2 separate regions of the Homo sapiens genome follow, and region 1 is linked to region 2. A link is a loop called in an ENCODE intact Hi-C map of the cell type or tissue named here. Cell type or tissue: sigmoid colon. All regions are shown on one strand. Links, peaks and the distances in the headings refer to the core of each region. The heading gives the core; the rest is flanking DNA. Region 1 has its middle 16 kb from the start of LINC02696. Region 2 overlaps PRDM11 (PR/SET domain 11).

Region 1 (8,330 bases), core at 235-8,234, 160 kb after region 2:
CTGCATCTGTAAAAGAGAAATTAGTGCCTGTGTGACTCAGTTGGGCACACATTCCTATTCCTTCTAGACTACCTTCCTGCACTCTAGAAACTGCAAAACTGAAAACCAAATTTGAGACTCCTTTGCAGCTAGAGTGCAGGCACATGGCCTGCTTTCCACCAACCAGTTACACTCATTCAGGACTTGCATGTGGAAGTGAGTGGTGCAAGAAGGCTGGGAGCCTGGACCTGCTGGAAGGCACAGAGGCAGGGGTGCTGGGTGTTCTGGGAAATTGGGAGGAGTTTTGACTTCAGTCCCAAACATCATGAGTGTCAGTTAACAGGTGGAAGCAGCAGAGGGCTCTCTGAACAGCTCTGCAGAGAGTGGGGGCATTTTAAGGGCTTGGCTGACTCTGTTGTCCAGGTCTGTCCTGGTCTGAGTACCATTTAAGCTTGATTCTGTGGTCCCCCCAAAAAAGTCCATTAAGTATTTAATAAATACATTTTAATAGATCTCTGTCAGCATGAACTTGCTAATGTGGACTCTGTTGCCTGCAACCAAGGACCTTGGCCTTAACCACACATAAAGCATTAGATCAGTTCCTGGCACGTGGCAAATCCTCACTATATATTAGCTACCATTCTGTATTATTTGAATGCTCTACAAAGAGATGGTACATCTGCTCTTATTTAGCAAGCATAGGTGTTAGAGTTCATCAATTTCTTTCAAAAGGAAGTGAACGCGCACATTACTCTCCCCTGGGAGTGCAAAACTCAATCCTGCCAACTCAAGGTAAACTGTCACTGTCAGGTGCTCTCAAGCTCTGTCAATTAAGGCTCCTTCCCCTCTGTCCTCTCCAGGCATTGGTGGTGTGAGGGGCACTCCCCTTCCCCTCATCTAGTTCCCTCCTACGGAGCATCCGAGGTTGATGTAATTTGCCAGGCCTGTGTATTGATGTCTGATATCATCTGCATTCACTGCTGTCACAGCCACTGCCACTCTGTCTTCCCTCATCAGGTACCTAAGCGTCTGCACCCCCTGCGTCCCATTGCTAGGCCTCTCCAGGTTCACCCACCAGCTTTCTGCCATTTCTATCCCTCCTTGAGGATTTGGGGATGTGAGTGTTTGAGGCCCTCTCATTAACAGGTCCATCACAGGAGTCCTCACCTGGCACAGTGTGGTGGCACAGTGTCCACCACAGCTTTTCCTGGGCAGAGAGGCGCAGGTCTCCTCTGCTTCACTGTCTCCCACCCACCCGCATCCCAGGCTTTCTCACAGGTCCCTGGCATCTGTGGGTTCTAGTTCCAACCCTTCGATCCTCCTTCCACCTCCCAAAACTGAACTTTTGTCTCCTTTTGAGTAGGAACTTTATTCATTTACTATTGAATATTCTTTCCTACTCTATGGTGTGGTATAAAATCTATGCTGTCAGTCCCCCAGACTACCTTTTTTACCTTAAAAAACATGTTTTCTTCTCAAGAACAAAGTCCTGGCTTTTTCTAAATGTATTCAAGAATTTCTTCACCAAATATTGTTGGAACACTTGCTGGGGGGGGGCAGACACTCTCTGGGTTGTACGGACAGACAGACAGTTGCCTTCCAGTTGGGGAGATGGGCGATAATCATATGCAAAAGTCAATTGCCTAATTTCTTTTTTTTTTTTTTTTTTTTGAGACAGAGTCTCGCTCTGCCGCCCAGGCTGTAGTGCAGTGGCGCTATCTCGGCTCACTACAAGCTCCGCCTCCCGGGTTCATGCCATTCTCCTGCCTCAGCCTCCTGAGTAGCTGGGACTACAGGTGCCCGCCAACACGCCTGGCTAATTTTTTGTATTTTTTTTAGTAGAGACAGGGTTTCACCGTGTTAGCCAGGATGGTCTTGATCTCCTGACCTCGTGATCTGCCCGCCTTGGCCTCCCAAAGTGCTGGGATTACAGACGGCCGTCAATTGCCTAATTCTTTTCTTTCTTTTCTTTTTTTTTTTTTTTTTTTTTTTGAGACAGGGTCTCACTCCTTCACCCAGGCTGGAGTACAGGGAATGGCATCATCATATAGTTCACTCATAGCCTTGAACTCCTGGGCTCAAGCCATCCTCCTCCCTCAGCCTCCCAATCAGCTAGGACTACCTGTAGGTACGTGCCACCACACTTGGATAACTTTTATTTTATTTTATTTTATCTTATTTTATTTTATATTGTGTAGAGATGGGGTCTTGTTCTGTTGCCCAGGCTGGTCTCAAACTCCTAGCCTCAAGTGATTCTTTAGCCTTGGCCTCCCAAAGTGCTGGTATTACAGGTGTGAGCTGTGGTGCCCAGCCACCTATTTATTTTCAATAGAGCGAATGCTTTGCTGGAGTATTAAGTATAAACTATACTTTATATTCAATATTCCAGCAAAGTATTTTATATTGAGTATAAAATGCTGAGTATCAATTTTATATTGAGTATAAAAAGGGGTAAAGTGACAGAGCGCTGGGCAGTGGGAAGGGGTAGTTATGAAACAGACTCACTGTGCGCTAGTTACCACTTCAACCCACTTGATCTTGGGTTGCACGTTCACTACTTGCCCAAGTTCTGTGAAACAGAACACTGAAATACACAAGTTACATGAGGAAATACACAAGTTATTACTTATAGATAGTCAGCAAGGGACAGCAGCAGCCTAGAATTCATGAGTATCAGTCTCCAAGCCTCAGGAAAGCTGCCCAGATGGAGTCTTGTCTGCACATGCCCCACTTGCACCACAGCTGCGGAGCCCTGAAGGCAACCAGCCCTGGGTTTTAGACCACGGGGTACAGGACTTGCTGGGTCAACGCATTGAAGGACACCTTGTTTCTAATAGTGACTGAAGCAGAGCCTGGCCTGCTCAGACCAGTCCCGCCCTATTCCAGATGTTGCATTTCCAGCACATTACACAGCGATTCTTGGGAGCTATGACAGAAAAGAGGGAGAACTGGGTCGGTCCACAGCCATCCAGAGAATGGTCTTGCAGTAGTGCTGCATTGAGTCAGATATCCAGGAAGGCCTGGTAGACATTTGAACCCCAATCTAAGTGCCAAGAAGAATCCCCCGGAGAGGGATCAGGTCAATGCCTCCAAATGGAACAGCAAGAGCAAGAGCCCCGAGAAAGAAATGAGCTTGGCCTTGGTCACAGATAAGAAAGAAGGCCAGCGGGTTTATTGAATGGTGAAAAGAGAGTGAGCAAAGATGACCTCAATGGGTCACTGGGCCAGATTTCGCAGCACCCTTTTAGCATGCATGGAAGCTGTGGATTGTTTTGTTAAACCCTAGAAGATTGAAGTAGAGAAGTTATTTGCATTTTAAGAAAATCATTTTAATTATAGAAAAATGGTTGATTATAAGAGGGCAAAAAAGCATGGGCGAGCAGGGAAAAGGTAACTCTAGGAGGCCACACGGGTGATGAGGGTAGCCCGAACTTAGAGGGTAAAGATGGTGAGATGTGGACCATTCTGGATACATTGTAGGGGAAGGATTGAAGGGACTGCTGCTGGGCTGATTAGGCGGTGGTGAGATGCAGAGGCAGGAGAGGCTGAGGAAGCTTAAACCCCTGCATACTGTCTGGAATGACTGAGCCAGTTCTACAGAAGTGGCAACACTTAGACATTAGCCCAAATGCACTTCCTATATAAAAGCCCTGTGTGTGCTTCCTGTGTGCTGTGTGTGTGCTCTTCACATGCGTGTGTGTGTGTGTTTTTCAGCTAGCAGATTCACCTACTCTCATCCTCTCTCACTAGAATGTTCCAGTGCCCAGCAGGTTGAGCAGGGAGCAGAGGGGTGGAGTAGTACTCATCTCTGGCCAAATCGGCACAGGCTCACCCATTACACTGTTTACTAACATCTGCACTTACAGGGTCCTTGCCATGTGCCACATGCTGTTCAAAGTGGCCTACCAATATTAACACACGTAATCCTCAGAACAGCCCTAGGAAATAAGTGCTATTATAAATCCTCATTTTACAGGTAGGGAAACTGAGATTCCAAAAGATGAGGTGGGAGGCCGAAGGTCACATAGCTCATAGGCAGCAGAGACAGGATTTGAACCCAGGGTATATGATGTCAGAGGCCAGGCTTATCAATCACCTATTCCAGGGATGGCAAGGGAATACAGGCAGGAAAGAAAACCACCTAGCATGTCTTCTTTTCAATGCCTCTAAATGTGAAAGCACTTAGCAAAGTGCTGGCACATAGTAGGTGCTCAATGCATAACAATAATACATTTTATTAATATCCAGGGACCAGGCAGGTTATGTCCCTCCTGTGCACCCATGCCCTGTGGGAGGCAGAATATGCGAGTTGGAAAAAAATTGATCCACATCAGATGCCAAGCCGTCAAAAATAACTGGCAGGAGAGGAGAGACCAGGCAGAGCATGTATCTCTGATTCCCTTCGCTTGTTGTCACACTATTACAGTTAAAGAGTGAACACTTCACAAGAAAAAGAGCATACGTCTGCCCACGGGTTTCTAGATTTACATCCTTTTCACTTATTGGAAAGAGAAAAAAAATAGGACCAGATGTTAAAAGCATGAAAAAAAATTAAAAAGCAAGAAATTTGAGGGGGAGGGGAATCAGACTGGCAGCTCCATGGGAACCGAAACATGCAAATGACGTGCAGCCTGTTTTAATGATCTGACACCCCCGAACTGGAATTGATTACTGCTGTTGGGAGGAGAAAATGGATCGGCAAAGTGTGATCATGCAAACTTCAGAGGGATATTCAATCCCAAACACCGAAGTGAGGGAAGGGCTGGGAGATGCCCTCGTGGGAGAGAAAGCCGGCCACGCCTTCCAGTTCCAGCCTCTCGTTGATAGCCTTGTAATGACAACACGCGCCACCAGGGGGCGACCAACGTCTCGCACCAGGAAGACGGGGCTGTAGGGAGGGGCGTGGCAAAATGAGAGGCACAGGGCTGGCCCCATTCAGAGGAAGGAGAAGAGAAATCCAGCCACACCGGAGGGGCAGCTCCGGACCCGCTCAGGCTGCCCCAAGCGGCGCTCCCTTCACTCAGCAGGACTTGAGCAAGGCCAGCTGGAGTGGAAACCAAGCCTTGGAAGAGGAACCGTAAAAAAAGAACCTTGCTGGGCCAGAATTAGACACTTCAACTCAGCGTCCCCAGAAGGGAATTTTTGATCAGTAATTGCTGCCCATGAGAATTGGTTTTCTGGGAATGACAGGCTCATTAAGGAGGGAATAGAGACGATGTCCTAAATCAAGGGTCGGCAAACTTATCTGTAAAGGGACAGCTAGCACATATTTTATGCTTTGCGGGTTCTCAGGCCCTGTTGAAACTGCTGAAATAGCGTGCAGTTAGCCACAGACGATCTGTAAATGAATAAGCATGTCTGTGTTCCACTAAAAGTTTATTTATGGACAATAAAATTTGAATTTCCCTGTTAAAAGAATAAAAAGACAAGCCACAGACTGGGGAAAAAATAGTTGCAAAGCACGTTGGATAAAGAATTGGTATCTAAAACATACAAAGAAGCCTTAAAACTCAACGATAAGAAAACAAACAACCCAATTAAAAATGAGCAAAAGATCTGGACAGACACCTCACCAAAGAAGATATATAGATGGGAATTAACTATATGAAAAGATGCTCAACATTGTTTGTCATTGCAAATTAATTGCAAATTAAAAGCAACAATAAGAAACATTCTATGCCTAAAATCCAAAACGCTGACAAAACCGAATGCTAGTGAGGATGTGGAGCAACAGGAACTTTCATGTATTGCTGATGGGAATGCAAAGTGGTACTGCCATTTTAGAAGACAGTTTGGTGGTTTCTTAAACATACCCCTACCATATGATTCAGCAATCTCCCTCCTTGTATTTATCCAAAGGAGTTAAAAACTTGTGCACACAAAGCCTGCATGCAAATATTTATAGCAGCTTTATTCATAACGATCAAAACATGGAAACAATTGATGTCCTTCAATGAGTAAATGGGCAAACTGTGATATATTCAGACAATGGAATATTATTCAGTGCTAAAAAGACATGGAAGAACTTTAAATGCATATTACTGAGTGAAAGAAGCCAGTCTGAAATGGCTACATACTGTATGATTCCAACTACATGACATTCTGGAAGAGGCAAAACTATACAAACAGCAAAAAGATCAATGGTTGCCAGGGGTTAGCGGGAGAACTGAATAGACGCAAGCAGCTGGGCAGGGCTGTCGCTTGTGGGGTAGGACACCTGGTGGTTATGGCGAGGGCCTCGGCATGTCACAGTCTGGGTTTACGTTCTGGCTCTGCCATTTTCTAGCTAACCTTGGGTAAGCTAGATAACCTTGCTGTGCCTGCATTTTCTCACATGAAAATGGAATCGTAAGCAATCAGCTTCAAAGAGTTGTGAAGATTACATGAGAAAAGACCTGTTAAGTGCTTGTAATAGTGATTCATACACAGAAAGAAGTTGATACATGCTAGCAATTTTTATTACCAGGATGGGAAAGAGGGTGTTGCTGGAGGGAAGGCCTGCCAGGACAATGCTGAACACGACCCCGTGCATAGTTTATTTTTTTTTGAGATGGAGTTTTGCTCTTGTCGCCCAGGCTGGAGTGCAGTGGCGCGATCTCAGCTCACTGCAACCTCCGCCTCCCGGGTTCAGGCGATTCTCCTGCCTCAGCCTCCCGAGTAACTGGGATTGCAGTCGTCTGCCAACATGCCTGGCTAATTTTTTGTATTTTTTTTTTTTTTTTTTTTTTAGTAGAGATGGGGTTTCGCCATGTTGGGCAGGCTGGTCTCGAACTCCTGACCTCAGGTGATCCACCCACCTCGGCCTCCCAAAGTGCTGGGATTACAGGCATGAGCCACCGCGCCCTGCCCTAGTGCACATTAAGGAGCTGGAAGGGGAGTTGCGCTGCAGGTGAGAGAACCATGACTTTATATTCCAGAGTTGTTGATGCTGTCTATGTCCCCGTGTCCTCTGAGTTTCTAGGGCTCGGGGGCTGCCTTTCATCTTGAATCCTGCTTAGCTGAGGTTTCACCGTAAGACCGGGTCCAGGAAGCTAGAATCAGTTATGAGGTTCTGGAATTCTTGTTGCAAGAGGAAAAACAAACCCAGATTTGTTTGAGCCCATGTTGAGCTGGCTCTTCTGTTATTTGCACTGAGCAAGAGGGAAGGATGGCTTTCTGAAGCCAGGAAATAAAGCCACGGCCAAGGCAGGAAGGGTCCAGATGAGGGAGGTCAGAGGGTCACAGCAAGGCAGGCACAGGCAGGGCTCCCGGAGCTGACCCCATGAACACTGACTGTGCACTGGGTTGTGTTCTCTTGCACAGCCTGCTGCCCTGTAGTGGTCCAGGGACAGGCTCTCTAGTTTATTTTTCATTAAAAATGACTTTTATAGAATGTTTTGATTTCAAAAGCAATATCTGGTCTCTGGAGAAAAACTAGAAAATGTAGACAAGCAAAGCAAAGAGAAGAAAATAAAAATACATCCACTATCCTAATCCTGAGCAATAACTACTCTTTTTTCTTTTTTGGAGTTGAAGTCTCATTCTGCCGCTGATCTAGGCTCACTGCAACCTCTGCCTCCCGGGTTCAAGCGATTCTTCTGCCTCAGCCTCCCAAGTAGCTAGGACTACAGGTGCACACCATCATACCCTGCTAATTTTTTGTATTTTAGTAGAGACAGGGTTTCACCATGTTGCCCAGGCTGGTCTCAAACTCCTGACCTCAGGCAATCCACCTTCCTTGGCCTCCCAAAGTGCTAGGATTTCAGGTGTGAGCCACTGCACCCAGCCAGTAACTGCTCTTTATACTTGTTCAGTGTCCATCCGGCTTTTTCCTAGGAGTGCAATATATTTATAGCATCATTTAATAAAATTAAATTTTATACCACATACCTATATAACCTTTTAAAAACTCAATTGGCATTATATCATTAATATCTTTTCATGTCAATACTCTACAATCTGGGTTTTAATGATTATGTAATATTCCATTGTATGGGCATGCAAGTACTTTAATTTACCAATCCCTTACTATTGGACATTTAGGCTGTTTTCCAATTTTCACTACTCTAAACAACTGTGACGAACATCCTTTTGCATAATTACTTATCCACATTCTCATTTTCTTACCTGGGTTACATTTCCAAAGGTAGGATTACCTCATCAAAGGATATGCACATTTTTAAGGCTTTGATGCACATTGCTTCACTAACCTCAGGAAAAGTAGTGATAAATTATACCCCAGGGATGGCTATTGTCCCCAGGGACAATGCTGATCTTTATATGCAGGGTCTAGAGCAAAGCATTGCATATAATAAGAGCTGATTAAATATGCATAGATTGTAATTTGAGCATAATAAATCCAGACTCTTTCA
Region 2 (8,330 bases), core at 77-8,076:
GGTTTTCCTTAAAGCATATTAGCCATCTATTGGTCTTTGCAGATTGCTTGTTCATGTTTTCTTTTTATCCATTTTTTTTTCTATTGAGGTAAGCATCTTCAGAGCATATATTTATAAAAAGTATTTATTAGGGGTATTCACTGCTTGTAAAGGCCCTCTTCTAATGTCAAACAATTTTTGGCCGGGTGTGGTAGCTCATGCCTGTAATCCCAGCACGGATCCCAGGGCAGATCACCTGAGGTCAGGAGTTCGAGACCAGTGTGGCCAACATGGTGAAACCCTGTCTCTACTAAAAAAATACAAAAAATTAGGCAGGTGTGGTGGCAGGTACCTGTAATCCCAGTTATTGGGGAGGCTGAGACAGGAGAATCGCTTGAACCCAGGAGGCAGAAGTTGCAATGAGCCGAGATCGTGCCATTGTACTCCAGCCTGATCGACAGAGCGAGACTCAATCTAAAAAAACAGAAATTTCACCACCATGTGCACATCTGATGTCTGTTATACTTTTAAATATTAATAAAATGAATGATAATATTTATAGGGTACTTACGATAGGTCAGGCATTATGCTGTGTTAAACAGCCCTATGAGATAGGTTCTGATATCAGTGCCACAGGACGGATGGGGAAACCAGGTAGGCGTGGTTAATGCAGTTTCTCAAGGTTACACAGTTTGTGAGTGGCTGTGCTGGTGTTAATTGATTAACAAAATACATGGTGACATAAGGTTTCTATGAATTCAATAACACTTTTAAATACATTTATCTTTTGTGTTCATCACAAAAGTATTCATTTGCAAATCTGTCTTATACATGTAAGTTTAAGGCATATATTTATGTTCTCTATAGGCATGCTTGCTGAGAATATAAATTCAATAACTCCCTATAATAATTCCAAGCCCTTGCCCACCTCTCACATGGTATACTGTTAAGGACTATGAGTTGGACCTTTTATTTTACAGGAAAGAGAAACTGAGGGCAAGGCAGAAACTTTATCAGGGTCACCTAAAAAACTGACAGCACAGCCAGAACTGAGACCCAGGGCTTGGGATTCCCAGCCCAAGTCAAGGTCAGCATGTGGCTTGGGCCAGCACCCTAACCTCATGTCCTTTTGGTATCAATGGGAACAACAGAGATGCTGTGGTAGGTACCAGAGTAAACCTTCTAGATTCTCATGGTGCCAGCCTCTAGGGAAACCAAGTGGGCACAGATCCCCAGTTCCCTGGCTACACTGGCTCCTGGGCATTCCAGGATCCTGGCACCCTGCCAAGGGTGAAAACAGAGCTGCAGACTCCTGGGCTGCATTCTGCCCCCTTCTTTTGGGTTTGCAGCTCACTGCTGGGTTTGCAACAAGCCTAATCTCTGCATGTGCAGACTTAGAGGAGCCAGCTGAGAGGGAGCATTGCCAGCAGCTTGGAATCCTCCATGAAGCCTGCCGACCCCCCTTCCCCCAAGACTTTTGCTGGGCAGGTAGGACTAGAGCATTCTTCAGAAAAGGCAACAGGGGCTTTACCTGGGCCAGGCCTTAGAGTGTCTGCTGAGATGGACTCAGTGAAGGACACCAGCACATGTTCTCCCTCTCTCTCTCCCCAGTGGAAGTTCATTTGGTCCTGCCACATCCCATCTTCTCCCTCCCTGTCCCTATGGCCTTTATCACAAGCACAAAAGTCTGTCTATTTCAAAGTAGAGATGTCTATGGGCCACTTGAGAGTTGGAATGCACATTAGTCCTTTGAGGCTTGATCCTGGTTCTCCGGGCAGCCAGCTCCAAGAGTAGAAAGAAATTATATGTGCATATAGTCAATAAATAGGTGTCAGATAATAAGGACTCGGTAACTCATTATGTTTCCCTTTATGCTTTGGCTGCCAGGAGGCTCAGAATTGAATGAAGAACTCAATCACTAACCCTTTTACAACAGATTCCCGGCATAACCAACACCCCTCTTTCTCCATGAGGCCTCTAACACTATCTCTGGTTGTTTCTTAACTGTCCTGTTTAGTATGTGTTTGTTTTATAAAACATTGCAAATCTTTTGTGTGGTGAAGGTGGGATGTGAGAGATAGGACATAAATGCAAATGGCCCACAGATGTCTCTACTTTGAGATACAAAGTAATACTTTGCCCACAGGGGGTGGTTTGCTGGGAATGATTTAAGACAGGAAAACGTTTATATGCCTCGGTCCTTCTCTTTCAATCTCCCTTCCCCTCCTCATCTTCTCTTTTCTCCCTTCTCTCCTCCTTCTCTCCCTGTCTTACCCTCCGTCCTTTATTCTCTTACTATTGCCTATCCTCCCTCCAAACCCCTTCCGCATCCCTCTGTGCCCTCCTCGTTTATTCCTAATGGGGACCACCTCCTCCTGGCAAGTATCAGTATTTCCATTTTGCAAAAGAAGACACTAAGGCCCTAGAAAGTGTAAGTGACGTGCCATGGCCACACTGATTATCCTCCCCAACTTATCGTCAGAATCCGGCTCTGAGTCTCATGAGTCTAATTCCATCCTACCCCCTAGTGCTCCATCCTACCCCCCAGTGCACCTCTGCACCCTTCAGTGCCCACCCTGCCAGCATCTCTCACTACCTGCTCTGCCTGGCGGAGATCACTGGAAGAGAGCTCCATAGGGAATCAAACCCCCACCCTGTTTTTCCTGCTGACGTCTCTTTCAGAGTTGAGATTCCCAATGGGACCAGTGGGACACATCAGAGGGACCAGTGAGATATGAAGGGGAACATTTGGTGAATATTTACTGAGAATATGCTGTGTGCTGGGCAAAGTGGAGAGTCAGCCAAGCAAGGTTCTCAGGGTGCAAAATTGAAAGAGGTTCTCACTCTCAGGTGCCAGTCCTGCAAGCGTATGACCCTCAGAGTGAAAGCCTCCTAGTACCTGGCTTGTCTTTCCCTAGTCTTGGCCCTGGTGCCAGGCACTGTTACAGGTGCTGGCAGTTCAATGGTGGCCTGCACCCTGTCCTCGGGGAGCTTACAGTCTATTAAGGGAAACAGATATTAATCAAGTAATCCTGCTAACAAAAGACGGTTATACATGTCACACTGCCATGAAGTGTGACATGGGGCTAGGAGAGGGTGTTTTTGGTGGCAGTTGGAGGGGGGCAGTGAGGTCTGAAGTCTGGATAGGAGTTCCCCAGGTGTTCTGCAGGCTAGGACTCAGCAAGTTCACAGGCCCCATGGCAGGATGGAGAATGGCATACAGGTGGGGCTTGTGGAGGGCAGAGGGGCCAGAGCAAGGGAGCCCCATGCAAAGCAGTCCTCAGCAGTCCGTTCCAATAAAGCGTCAGAGTTTCCAAATGACTGACTTAAAAAAAATAAATCCCAGCCAATGGAGAGAATTTGAAGCCACCCCTTGATGATGTCACTAGCACTCATCTTCCTGATCAGCATTCTTTAGTGGGATGTGCAGAGACTGGCCCCTCCACACTCGTCTGTGTCCACGGAATACAGCTATGTCTGTGATAGAATCTATTATTAGCCACATTTTCTAGATGAAGAAATGAGAACACAGAGAAGTTAGATAACCTGCTGTATTAGTCATCTCAGGCTGCCATGACAAAATACCGTAGATGGGGGTGCTTAAACAACAGCCATTTATTTCTCACGGTTTTAGAGCCTAGGAAGTCCAAGATCAGAATGCCAGCCTATTGGTTCCTGGTGGTGGCACTCCGCCTTGTGGATGGCTGCCTTCTGGATGTGTCCTCATGGTGGAGAGGGCCCTGGTGTGTCTTCCTCTCCTTATAAGGGCACCTAACCCTTATGACCTCAATTAATCTTGATCACCTCCTCACAGCCCCATCTGCAAATACAGATACTCTGGGGCTGAGGGCTTCAACATATGAAGGGGAGTGGGGTCCATAACACCTGCCCAGGATCACACCGCCCATCAGTGGGATTTGAACTCAGGCACTGCCTGTCCAGTGCCCAGGCACCTAACCACTGAGGCTCCACCCCAGGATGTATGGTGGGGGGTACTGCCCATCCCAGTGAGAGTTCCTCAGGGCAGCAGGTGTTCAGGGATCCTTCACAAATCCACAGGGCCTTGCTCCCACCTGGCAGCTGGACTTCTGAGCTGGGACCTGAACCCACTTAAGGGTGATCCCAGCGATTGTTCGGTAGAGGACTGGACTGAGGATACTGCATGGTGAAGCCAACTTGAAACACTTGAATCTGGGGGTTCAGCCAGTTTCCAATTTACTAAGCAGCCATCGGGTGTGGTCTGCATGACCTTCGGCAAGTCGCTTGACATCTTCCAGGCCCCAATTCCTGCGCCCTCACAGGAGGCAGGGGGCCATCCCACAGGCTTTGAGGTCGGTCGAGCACCCAGCGGGGAGTCCCTGGCATAACGCAGCCAGGAGGCAGTAGAGTGGCAGGCGCCCCAGGCGGTGCAGGTGCGGCCGCGGCTGAGCGAGCGGGTGTCCGGTGTCCGCACGGGTGGCAGCGCAGGCCCTGTCGTCGCCGCCACACCAAGGCAGCTCGGAGGCTGGGGACACCCGCCCGGCCTCCGCGGCGCTGTCGCCCAGCCCTGGCACCCCCCGGGCCGAGTGCGCATCGGGCCCCGTGGGAGGCCCTGGAATGCGTCCACCGCCTGACCCGGAGCGACCCCCCGCGGCGCCCTCTCCCACCGCCCCGCCCGGGCGCCCGCTTCCTCCCGCTCCCTGCGCGCCCCCCTCCCGGCCGCCAGCCAACTGCGTGCCCCCAGGGCCGGCAAGAAGCCACATGCCCCCGCAAGGAATGCCGGGCCTGGCGGGCGGGGGGCGGGCGCTGGGCAGGGCCGGGCGGGCCGGGCCGGGCAGGGAGCTCCCCGCCGGGAAGGCTGGCGAGAGGGGGAGAGCCCGCCCGCGCCCGCCCCGGCCGCAGCCTACACCGGCCCGAGACGGGGCGGCCACGGGGCAGGGGGCGGCGCGCCCGGCCTGGGCAGCCCTCCCCTTCCCCACCGCGCGCCCCCGGCCCTGCTGGCTCGGAGGAGGGGGCAGGCCGTCACGTTTCCCCGCACCCCTCCCAGTCGCCGCCGCCGGCTTTGGGGCCCCGGTGGGGAGCAGGGGGCTGATTAGCCGAGGAGCAGGGGTGTGGCCAGCGGGGCCCCGGGTAGTGAGTCACACACGCCGCTCGCCCAGTCCCAGGGCCCAGCGCCGTCCCAGCCCCAGGCTGCGTGCCACCCTCGCCCCGAAGAGTGTCCCCGGGCTTGGCATGAGGACCCCGGGGTGCCGAGGGAGGGGCTGAAGCCCGGCGCGGTGGTGGAGGGCGGTAAGCGGCGGGCTGGGGAGTGTCCCCTTGAGAGAGTCGGGTGGGGCTGGAGCCCTGGCTGGCCCTCGCCAGCGCCCCCAGGCCCTGCCTGTACCTGCTCTGAGCTGGCAAAGGGGCCTGGCTGCGCTCCCGGCAGTCCCAGGGTGAGGGGCTGCCCTGCCAGGCGCTGAGGGCCCGTTCGGTCTGCCCACTACCCCTTGGCCCAAGTTGGGCTTGAGTTGTGAACCCTCCCTTCTCCCCTTTGCAGTTTTGCGCCCAGGCTCATGTGGGATCCTCCTGCCCTTTGCCCTTTGGTCTAGGGGTCCAGGCTATGCTTCCCAGCGCGGCCTCCTGGCCTGAGCTGCTCTAGGCTCCTGACCCCATGGGGCTGGTGGCTCCAGTCGTCCCCAGGACCAGCCCGGGATAGAAACGGCATTTCCTCTTGGCCGGGCTACAGCTGTTTTTGTTGTCTGTGTTCTCAAGTGCTTCCTCTGGGGATGGCAGGGAGGGTAACCAGACTCCGCGAGACCCCCACTTGCCCTCTCCGCCGCTCACTCCTCTTCCCCTGTTTCTTTGATCCTCTTCCTGTGCTGGTCCCACCTCCTGCGTCCCAGGACAGAATGACCGAGAACATGAAGGAGTGCTTGGCCCAGACCAATGCAGCCGTGGGGGATATGGTGACGGTGGTGAAGACGGAGGTCTGCTCACCACTCCGAGACCAGGAGTATGGCCAGCCCTGGTGAGGCCCCTGTGTGGGAACTGGAGAGGGAGAAGTGGGAGTGGGAGGTGCCTGGGCTCGGTTGGTTGGGAACCCTGGGAAACGTTCTCACTCCTTGCCCACCTTCCCTAACCCTGCTCCCGGCAGCTCCTGGGCGCAGGCTCTAGAAAAATCCAAGCAGTGGCCTAGGGAGGTCTGTGCTCGCATCTCAATCCTCCAGTTTTTCCACCACCTCCTGCACTGAACAGCAGGCTGGCTGGGACTCCTCTGCCCACCCCACATCTTCTCGGTCTCCTGGCCAGGTCCCCAGCTTTTGTCCCCACTGGGCTCTCACTCTCTGATGACTTCTTTGCTTTCTTTGCGGGCCTCTGCCCTGGCCAGCTCTAGGAGACCGGACTCCTCGGCCATGGAAGTTGAGCCCAAGAAACTGAAGGGGAAGCGCGACCTCATCGTGCCCAAAAGCTTCCAGCAAGTGGACTTCTGGTGTAAGTGGAGCTTGGGGCTCTGGGCTGCTCCTCCCTTCACCCCCATCGCCCCATTCCTGGCTAGGGAATTCACAACAATGCTACTAAGATAGGTCCTCACCTGCAATATACCAGGCCCAGGTCCAGGCCTTGGTTCGTCATCATCATTAGCCATCCAAATGGCTATTGTTAGCCCCATTTTCCAGATAGCACACTGAGTCTTGGTGAGGGTTAAGTATCCCACGCCTCGAGTCCTCTGGCCCAAAGGGGTACAGTTGCACTTGGACTCCAAAGCCATGCTCTTTCTTCCAGTTTTTTAAAACTTGAGACAAAGGTAGCTGCTGGCCTCCTTGACGTAGGCAGGCCTGTTCTTGGAGCCCCCAGGGAGAGTATGGGTTATTGCTACCGATGACCCTGGGGCCTGCAGCTGGCTGTCCATGAGTGGGCCTCCTGTCAGCCCCTCTACCTCCCCCATGGGGGTCTTACCTCCCTGCAACAACTGAGGCCCTCCCTTCTCTTTCCATCCCTCCAGTCTGTGAGTCCTGCCAGGAGTACTTCGTGGATGAATGCCCAAACCATGGCCCCCCGGTGTTTGTGTCTGACACACCGGTGCCCGTGGGCATCCCAGACCGGGCGGCGCTCACCATCCCACAGGGCATGGAGGTGGTCAAGGACACTAGTGGAGAGAGTGACGTGCGATGTGTAAACGAGGTCATCCCCAAGGGCCACATCTTCGGCCCCTATGAGGGGCAGATCTCCACCCAGGACAAATCAGCTGGCTTCTTCTCCTGGCTGGTGAGTGTGCCCTGGGCTATTCATGGGAGAGGTTGCCAAGAAACATGGAAGGAAACCACCAGGGGGAGCCATACTGGCCCAGCTTGGCCCCAGAACTTTTCTACCATCGCTTCTGGACCTGTCGATGATGGATCTTGCTGTCCCCTGGCCCCGGCTGAGTGGCTGCAACGCTTGGTGTCCAAGGGCAATGCTGAGAGCACCCACCTGGCAGTAGTCAGCAGATCAGGAAATCACCAAGCAGAACTCAGGGCAATTTCCCCATGAATCCTCATGTGTGTGTCTGGTGGACCATTGGGCAGTATTGAACCAACCGATCTTCTAGAGTGGGTGACTCGGAGCTGGCCTTTGGGGATGCAGAGCATGACTTCCCACTTCCAAACCAGTAATATCAGGCTCTGGGCTAGGTGCTGGGGGTAAACCCTTCAACAAGACAGACATGGTTCCTGCCCTCAGGGAGCAGACGATCTGGTAGGAAGACAGGCATTGAACAAGCAGGTACACATGTGATATCAGTTGCAACACAGGGTACTATCAATAGATGGGTTGCAAAGATGAGGAAGAGGGGTTTTCAAGGGTATGAGGAGGAAGGGTTACCAAAGCAACTTTAAGGAATCATGCTTGAGCTACTAGACAGAGATAGGGGAGGGTGGGGTAATAGAGAAAAGCATTCTAGAGGGTAAGAAGATCCTTATTCACTACAAAAACACTTCTTGAGTATCTCCTTTGTGCCAGGCACTGGGCTGGCCCTGGAAATACAGTGGTGGGCCAGATAAGGCAATCAGATAAATCCTGCCTTCATGGAGTTCTCTGTGGGAAAGATAGAATTAATCAAAGACTAAGACAAATCCATGTCAAATAATAACTCTGAGGGTGATGGAGAAACAGTGAGACTGGGAAAAAGTGAACAACCAGGGGAGGTAATATGGGTAGAGGTCAGAGAAGCCTTCCTGCTAGTTGAGCTGTGATTGAAGGAGGTGAATGCCTACCAGGTGAAGATTGGAGAGGTGCATCCAGATGCCTTGGACAGCAAGAGCAAAGGCCCTGTGGCAGGAGAGCATGGTACATCTGAGCTACTGGATGAAGGTCAGTGTGCCTGGAGTGCAGCACACACAGGGGCCTGGAGATGA

Evidence for each region. Hi-C counts contacts between places; a loop is a spot of excess contacts. Peaks named below come from ENCODE experiments on the same cell type or tissue, not always from the same donor. Only the 100,000 strongest peaks of a DNase experiment are listed, where the experiment ranks them.
Region 1: a loop joins it to region 2, with 2.0 times the contacts of the local background. A loop is called at or near these places in 4 of 110 quality-filtered maps.

What each region holds. Positions count from the first base shown.
Region 1 is chr11:45,335,375-45,343,704 of GRCh38, forward strand. No RefSeq gene overlaps it. Among named protein-coding and RNA genes, the nearest start is that of LINC02696, 16 kb to the right of the region's middle. RefSeq lists an enhancer at 4,684-4,978. In sigmoid colon, for the core only: CTCF peaks have their summits at 4,817 (motif pointing right) and 5,016; a DNase peak (open chromatin) is centred at 4,867; H3K27me3 peaks cover 421 bases.
Region 2 is chr11:45,175,921-45,184,250 of GRCh38, forward strand. PRDM11 (PR/SET domain 11) reads left to right here. Exons shown (of 8, transcript NM_001384648.1): 2 at 5,841-5,965; 3 at 6,326-6,429; 4 at 6,941-7,203. The coding sequence starts at 5,847. Among named protein-coding and RNA genes, the nearest start is that of PRDM11, 33 kb to the left of the region's middle. RefSeq lists an enhancer at 5,602-6,333. In sigmoid colon, for the core only: CTCF peaks have their summits at 4,336 and 7,252 (motif pointing right); DNase peaks (open chromatin) are centred at 1,271, 4,381, 4,741, 5,091 and 2 weaker places; H3K4me3 peaks cover 2,072 bases; H3K27ac peaks cover 262 bases.